2 separate regions of the Homo sapiens genome follow, and region 1 is linked to region 2. The links are chromatin contacts, found by Hi-C or POLR2A ChIA-PET in ENCODE. All regions are on one chromosome and are shown on one strand. The core of a region is the stretch at or near the end of the contact, and the rest is flanking DNA. Distances in the headings are between cores, read along the strand shown. Region 1 has its middle 38 kb from the start of BCAS1. Region 2 overlaps ZNF217 (zinc finger protein 217).

The links. A loop is a pair of places that touch in the nucleus more often than their neighbours do. ChIA-PET counts read pairs that join two places held with the same protein, here RNA polymerase II (POLR2A). Pooled maps may share reads with other maps.
Region 1: a map of HepG2 shows a loop between it and region 2 (2.4-fold over the local background). The contact joins two enhancer-like sites. A Hi-C loop is called at or near these places in 2 of 168 maps with a recorded cell type or tissue (both HepG2) and 3 of 50 pooled maps. POLR2A ChIA-PET finds 5 or more read pairs at or near these places in 3 of 52 experiments (GM12878, Panc1 and activated CD4-positive, alpha-beta T cell).

Annotation. Positions count from the first base shown.
Region 1 is chr20:54,106,332-54,109,864 of GRCh38, reverse strand. No RefSeq gene overlaps it. Among named protein-coding and RNA genes, the nearest start is that of BCAS1, 38 kb to the right of the region's middle. Within about 2 kb of position 2,049, at least 2 of the 41 ENCODE cell types and tissues checked have a DNase peak (open chromatin) inside an H3K27ac peak, as active enhancers do.
Region 2 is chr20:53,578,264-53,581,842 of GRCh38, reverse strand. ZNF217 (zinc finger protein 217) reads left to right here. Exons shown (of 6, transcript NM_006526.3): 2 at 1-382; 3 at 3,393-3,509. Among named protein-coding and RNA genes, the nearest start is that of ZNF217, 14 kb to the left of the region's middle. RefSeq lists an enhancer at 1-3. Within about 2 kb of position 1,927, at least 26 of the 41 ENCODE cell types and tissues checked have a DNase peak (open chromatin) inside an H3K27ac peak, as active enhancers do.

The sequences.
Region 1 (3,533 bases), core at 800-3,299, 530 kb before region 2:
TTAATTAAGCTGGGAATATTATTGCTCAGAGGAGTAACTTGCATCAAGTTGTAGAACTGGAAAGAGCCCAAATTGAACTCACATCTCTCAGACACCAAAGCCCATGGGCTGATGACTACGGTTCACTCTTGAAGTGGGAAATAGAATTCCCTGAAGAGGGGGCTCCCCATCCAGCTTCTCACCTCGTCAGACCAACTGGCCCAAGAACAAAGATGAGAAATGCCTCTGACCACACAGTTAGTCTCAGATAATTCTAGAAAGCTATCACCACCATGGCTCCAGTACCCCATGGTGCTTTCTCAATTCCTCATATGAAACAAAATAAATAAGCTAAAAAGGAAAAAGGCTGTGTGTGTGTGTGTGTGTGTGTGTGTGTGTGTGTGTGTGTGAACACATGCATGTGTTTAAAACAAATAAACCCAGAAGTGGATGACTGGACCATATGGTAATTCCAGTTTTACTTTTTCCAGAAACTTCCATACTATTTTTCATAGAAGCTGCACACCATTTTGCATTCCCACCAACAGCACACAAGTGGTTTTTTTTTTCTTTTATAAAGGCTATCCTAACAGGTGTGAGGTGGATACCTCATGGCTTTTATTTGAATTTCCCTGATGATTAGTGATGAATATCTTTCCACATACCTGTTGGCTATTTGTATGTCTTCTTTGGAGAAATATTTATTAAAGTATTAGCTCGTCTCTTAATCAGGTAATTCTTTTTTGGTATTAAGTTGTAGAAGTTATATATTTGGAAATTAACTCTTATTGGATATGTAATTTGCAAATATTTTCTCCCATTCTGTAGGTTGCCTTTCACTCTATTATTGTTTCCTTTGATGTGCAGAAGATTTTTAGTTTGATGTAGTCCCACTTGTCTAATTTTGCTTCATAATAAGATCCAGCAATCCCACTTATGAGTATTTATCCAAAAGAATTCAATTCAGGATCTTGAAGAGGTATGTGCACTACTGTGTTCATAGCAATGTTATTCACAATTGCCAAGATGTGGAAACAACCTAAATATCCATCAAAGGGTAAATGGATAAAGTAAATGTGATATATATACATATATATATATATATATATTCCATTGTATGTGTGTACATGTATAATTATATTCCATAGACATGCACACACATACAACGGAATATAATTCAGCCTTTAAAAAGAAGGAAATCCTGAAATATGTGATAACATGAATAAACCTTGAAAACATTACATCAAGTGAAACAAGCCAGTCACAGAAGGACAAACACTGCATGTTTCCACTTATAAGAGCTAGCTAAACAGTCAAACTCATAAAAATGAAGAATAAAATGTAGGTTAACAGGGTTTGGAAGGAGGAGGAAATGGGAGTTGCTAATCAACAAATATAAAATTTCAGTTATGCAAGATAAGTAAGTCCTAGAGACCCATGTACAACATTGTGCCATAGATAACAACATTCTACTGTACACTTACAAGTCTGTTAAGAGGGTAGATCTCATATTACATGTTCTTATCAAAATAAAATAGAATAAAATAAAATAAACCAACACAACACAAACCATCTATGAGGAAGGATTGTTTTATGTCTCCACCTGGCTTTTTTGGAATGTAAGTTCTGTAAGGAATGCAAAAGCCCTTCCTGTCGAGCCATTTCATTGTTTAATTGTCATGGTTAGACATTTCATGGTGTGCTGAATTGGGAACTTTTAAGACATTATATACAACATTACATACTTCAGATTTAATGCATCTATTTCATGACATGCTTTGTGTTATTCACATATACACACACACGCATGGAGTCACCCTGCTGGATTTGTACCCGTTGACACTGATCTCATCTATGAACTGGATGCCTCACCCACCCTCCTGGTCTGCCTTGGTTGAAGTCACACTTTAACCGGAAGGTCACAAACTCCCCAGCCTCTCTGAACCTTTCCTCAATAGGTCAGTCATAATTCTGCAGGCACCGGATTTCCTCTTTAAGCCCTACCTATGCTGTTGATTACTTGAGCAAGCAGCAGAAACACTGATAAACAGCAGGGAAGGATGCCGTTTGTTCTCACCAACTGTCTCACCTCCTGGCCCTTCTGAACCCTCTGTGGGCCAAGGAGTGTGAATGAGTTGGCCATCAGGAGAGCTCGTGGAGTTTACACAGACTAAGTGGAAGCCTTATTAAATAATTAACTCAACTTGGGCCCCAGCTTGCACTGTATGACCTCTCATCTGAACCCAGCAGAAAACAAGGTCTAACACTGAGAACTGGAATCCCTAAGTCCAAGACCTCTTACAGAAAGTTTGTAGCACAAAAAATTGCTGTCCCCTCAAAACGTACACCTAGACATAAGGTGCTAAGTCTGTTGAAACTATGAAACAGATGAAGACAAAAAGAGGAGAGAAGGCAAAACAAGTAATAAAATGGGATTTTTTTACAATTATGAAACATTTCAAGCATACAAAAAAGCAGCCACCATCCAGCTTTGTCAAATCTTGGCATTGGTCATTCATGCCCCAACACGTTCATAAAAATCACATCCCAGATGCAGTTGAATTGCACTGCCTTCTTTTCAGCAAACCCATCTTTGTTCCTCCTTATCCAGAAACAACAGCCATTCTGAATTCAAGAATTTGGTATTCACTATTTCAAGCTTGTATGATATTTTTGCAATATATGAATATGTTCATGATCAGTTTTATGATACTGTTTGCAGATTTTATTCTGCATATATTTTCCTGTAATTTCCTTTTAATTCAATATTTTACTTTTATGATATTACCTTGCCAGTACTTAGAGCTCTAATTCATTTGTTTTATCTAGTTGCTGAACCTTCAGTTGGTTTCCATTTTTTACTATCTCAAATCCTTCTGCCACCAACATTCCTGCCCAAGTCTCCTTGTATACATGTGTGAGTCCCTCCAGGATATTAATTACTAGGTCACAGGCATGCACAGCCTCCTCCTTACTAGATCTTGCCAAATTATTCCCTCTCCATGGTTTTTGCAACTTCAAATGCCCACCAGTACTCTATGAGAGTTCCTACTCTGGTACAATTCAATATGATTTTATTCCAAATTTTTGGTTCACATGACGCTCTTAATGAACAGCTTTATTTCATTGGAAAAAGAATGAAAGCTATAGGTATTAACTTATGACTACATAATCTACACACTTTAAAAAGGCATAACAGTGAATTAATAGCTTAAGATTTATACCTATCCCATATACACACAATTATATTTATATTTTATATTAAAAGCATTATCTCTGAGATAGAATAACAGCTTCCTAACATACATGTCAATATAGTAATAATAACCATAATTTTAAAATAATAGCTAGCAGATTTTGAGTATTGACTGTGCAGGCAACACTGCATTCCATAAATATAATAGCTTGTTTAATCCTCACAACGACCTCGTCATTTAGAAACTATTATCATTGTTATTATTATTCATTATTATTCCAGTTTAGTAGAAGAGCTAACAAACCTTAAAGCAAATAAGCCAGTTGGCCAGAGCCACATGGCCAGGAACTGATGAAGA
Region 2 (3,579 bases), core at 678-3,177:
TCCGAGAAGGAGCTTGGAGAAACAAATAAGGGCAGTTGTGCAGGCCTCTCGCAAGAGAAAGAGAAGTGCAAACACTCCCACGGCGAAGCGCCCTCCGTGGACGCGGATCCCAAGTTACCCAGTAGCAAGGAGAAGCCCACTCACTGCTCCGAGTGCGGCAAAGCTTTCAGAACCTACCACCAGCTGGTCTTGCACTCCAGGGTCCACAAGAAGGACCGGAGGGCCGGCGCGGAGTCGCCCACCATGTCTGTGGACGGGAGGCAGCCGGGGACGTGTTCTCCTGACCTCGCCGCCCCTCTGGATGAAAATGGAGCCGTGGATCGAGGGGAAGGTGGTTCTGAAGACGGATCTGAGGATGGGCTTCCCGAAGGAATCCATCTGGGTAAGCTGCCCTGTCTCCGTCCCGTGCTGTTCCGCCTGTGTCTGTCTGTCTCCCCGTCTCCCCCTCTCTATTCCCATCTCCAGACAACGCTGGCCAGGAATGGGGTTTGGAGAGCCAGAGTCAAGTCCAGGCTCTTTTTGGTATCACTCTGTGTAAGTCATTTAACCTCTCAGGGCCTTAATTTTCTCATTTCTGTAATAACAGGGTTGAGTTAAGAGGTCTCCTTGTTCTGAAAATATATATATATTTTTTAAACGTGTATCGTTTTGCTCACAAAACACACTTTAAAAAAAAAATAACTTGTGCATCCAGCCCAAATGCACTGCTTCTTAACTGGGGCGATTTTGTTCCCAATCAGTATCTGGCAATGTCTGGAGGCATTTTGGTTGTCATACTGTGTGTGTGGGTGTGCCTGCTGGCATCCAGTGGGCAGAGGCCAGGGACACTGCTCAGCATGGTACAGTGCACAGGACAGCCCCATCATCAAAGAATTATCTGGTCCCAAATGTCAATAGTTTGAGCATTGAGAGACCCTAGCCTTCACTTAAGTTTTTCTGGCGTTCCTGATCTTTTTCTGTAGTGAATTTCTAGTGGCCATAAAAGGTACTGGGAGTGATGATCAACTAGAGCCAGGAATATTATTTGGGCAGCCGTTTGGTGCTGTCCAAAACCTTGTCCTTTCTGTCTGGCAAGCTAGTATCCATTTATAGGTACCTCAGGAACCCAAATGATTTGTCATAAAATACAAGGAATGTGAGCACACTGAAGACATTTTTAAGAAGGCTCATTTGCTCAGCAGAATTTTCAGTGTACTAGTGGCATTTATAGAAAGAGAAGGTGATCACTGAAGGCATGCTCACATAATATTCCTGAGCCCTGGTGGGCGTTATCTAGGGCAAAGGATTCCACCTGTGTTTGGAGTTGCGCCCATCCTCACTGTAGCCAGAGCTTCTCCTATCAGAGTTTAGTATTTTGTTTGAATAGAGGATCTTGCTGCTTAAAACAGTTGAAAAGACCCTGATGGGCAGGCCGTAATTGACAAGCGAATGATGGGAACATGAATCGGTCTTAGGGAAGCATCTGTCAAAGTGGTCCTCGGTTAAAACAAGTGCCTCCTCCTCTCAGTGTCACTTGATTGTGTGCTTGAATTCTTCGGAAAACTGGGTGTATGAGACCCACGATGAATTTGCCCACACGATTGATTGGACTCTTCCTTCACCTGCTCTTCAGCCAGTGCCAGTTCCTTTTCTGATCATGTGATTGACGTGAGAACTGTAGTCTGTATATCAAATCTTTAGAATGTTTTTGAGTTTCCTGGGACACAGGAAACCCAGCACTTAGCATACTACAAATCTAATGTCTTAATGGCATCATAAAAAGAGGCTTTAAACACAGACTCCAGTTAGCTAAGTGGTTTCTGCTAGTGCCGGTACTGTTGCAGGGGCCCTGTGAGATGCCCCAGTTCCCTGAAAGAAATGAAAAGGCCAGTTACCGGTAGGTGGTGTGGAAAACATGGGCTAGATCATCAGGCAGGACAGAATGCCTGGCTGTGGGTGGGAGCACCCCAGCTTGGCGTTGAGTTCTGGTTCTACCACTGCGTTGTTTTGTGACCAATTATGAGTTGCTTAACCTTTCTTTGCTACTATTTCCCTGTTTGCAAAATGGTTCATTGACCCCTGTCTTCCACCTCCCAAGGACAATTTCAACAGCCTATTTGTAAAAAGATCACAGTCCTTTAAAAAATATAACTGTAAAGTCAGAGGTGATGCTTGAAAGAGCAGGAACCAGGTAGATGTGGAAATGTCATGTCCTTTGTTCTAAAGAAAAGGCATTTCATAGCTTTTTGGATATGACGCAACATACCATAAATCCTGACACATAGTTGGGAGTCGGAAATTGCAACAACGCCCAGTTATAAACCCAGCTAGTTTGGGTATGATTGTAAGAAAAAAAAGCTGGCCATTCTGTATTTGGGGAATTGATTTTCCTAAACTTATATTATCTTAGTAGTCTAGATTTATCATATTGTACTATCATCCTGGCTTTTTTAAGACTTAAGAAGATCAAGTAAATTTTTTTTTCTTTCTTTAGACACTATATAGATCATCAAGGGTGTCTGTCTTACAGGTGGATAGTGATATGATCTACAGTGAGGGGACATTTATTTAAAACTTAAACATTCATGTGTTTTGGGGGTGGTATTTTAACGGCAGCACCTCTGATTGTCTTTTGGAGGGCTGGTGTGTGTTTGAAGTTCTGTCCTCCTTCCAGTGGACTCTAACTTCTCCTGATGCACGTGAGACACATTGTCCTATTGTCCTGCAGAAACTAAAGCCAAACACTGTCATTTGGGGACAGGTTTTCATTTGTCAGATCTCTTTCGCCCACATGAGTGTTTGTGGACAATACAGCCTGCTTTCCAAAACTTTGCTAAATTTTGACAGACTTTCCTAGGTGCTTGCCCAATGCCAGACTTTCTTTTCTGTTGAAGATTAAGTTGTGCTTGCTGCCCTCTAGTGGTCAGTTGTTTAATCCTAACCTTAAACGGCTTATTTTTCCCCTGGTGGTTGGGAAGTTGACGGTTTGTAATTGGCTCATTTTTCTAAATTATTCTGAAGAAGATAATTTTTCCCGCCAGTATGTATGTCCACCTTCAGTTTGCCAGATCCTGCCTGCTCAGAGACACTGAGAACCGGAAGCTGCCCGGGCAATTCAGTCTATGAAATGATCTTTCTTGTGATTAAGGCAAACGAAGAACTGAATGTTTAATAGTGTACTCTGCTGTACCCAGAAAAAAACAAAACAAAATCATGTTATAACACTCTAAAACTTCAAACAACCTCCAACAGCATTTGGTGTGTGTCTAGCCGTTTTGTTCTAACCCGATGTTATATAAAAGAATTTTTTCATGCTTTCCAAAAATGTTTATGTCAAGAATATTTAAGTCAGCATGCCTTATTCAGGTACTTCAGCTACCTTCTTATATAAATATTTTTGTTTTTCCTTTAAGATAAAAATGATGATGGAGGAAAAATAAAACATCTTACATCTTCAAGAGAGTGTAGTTATTGTGGAAAGTTTTTCCGTTCAAATTATTACCTCAATATTCATCTCAGAACGCATACAGGTAAAGAACTTTTATTTTTTTAACCATGCATTAGTTAAATTATGTAGTTATCTAATTTTTTTGTTGTTGT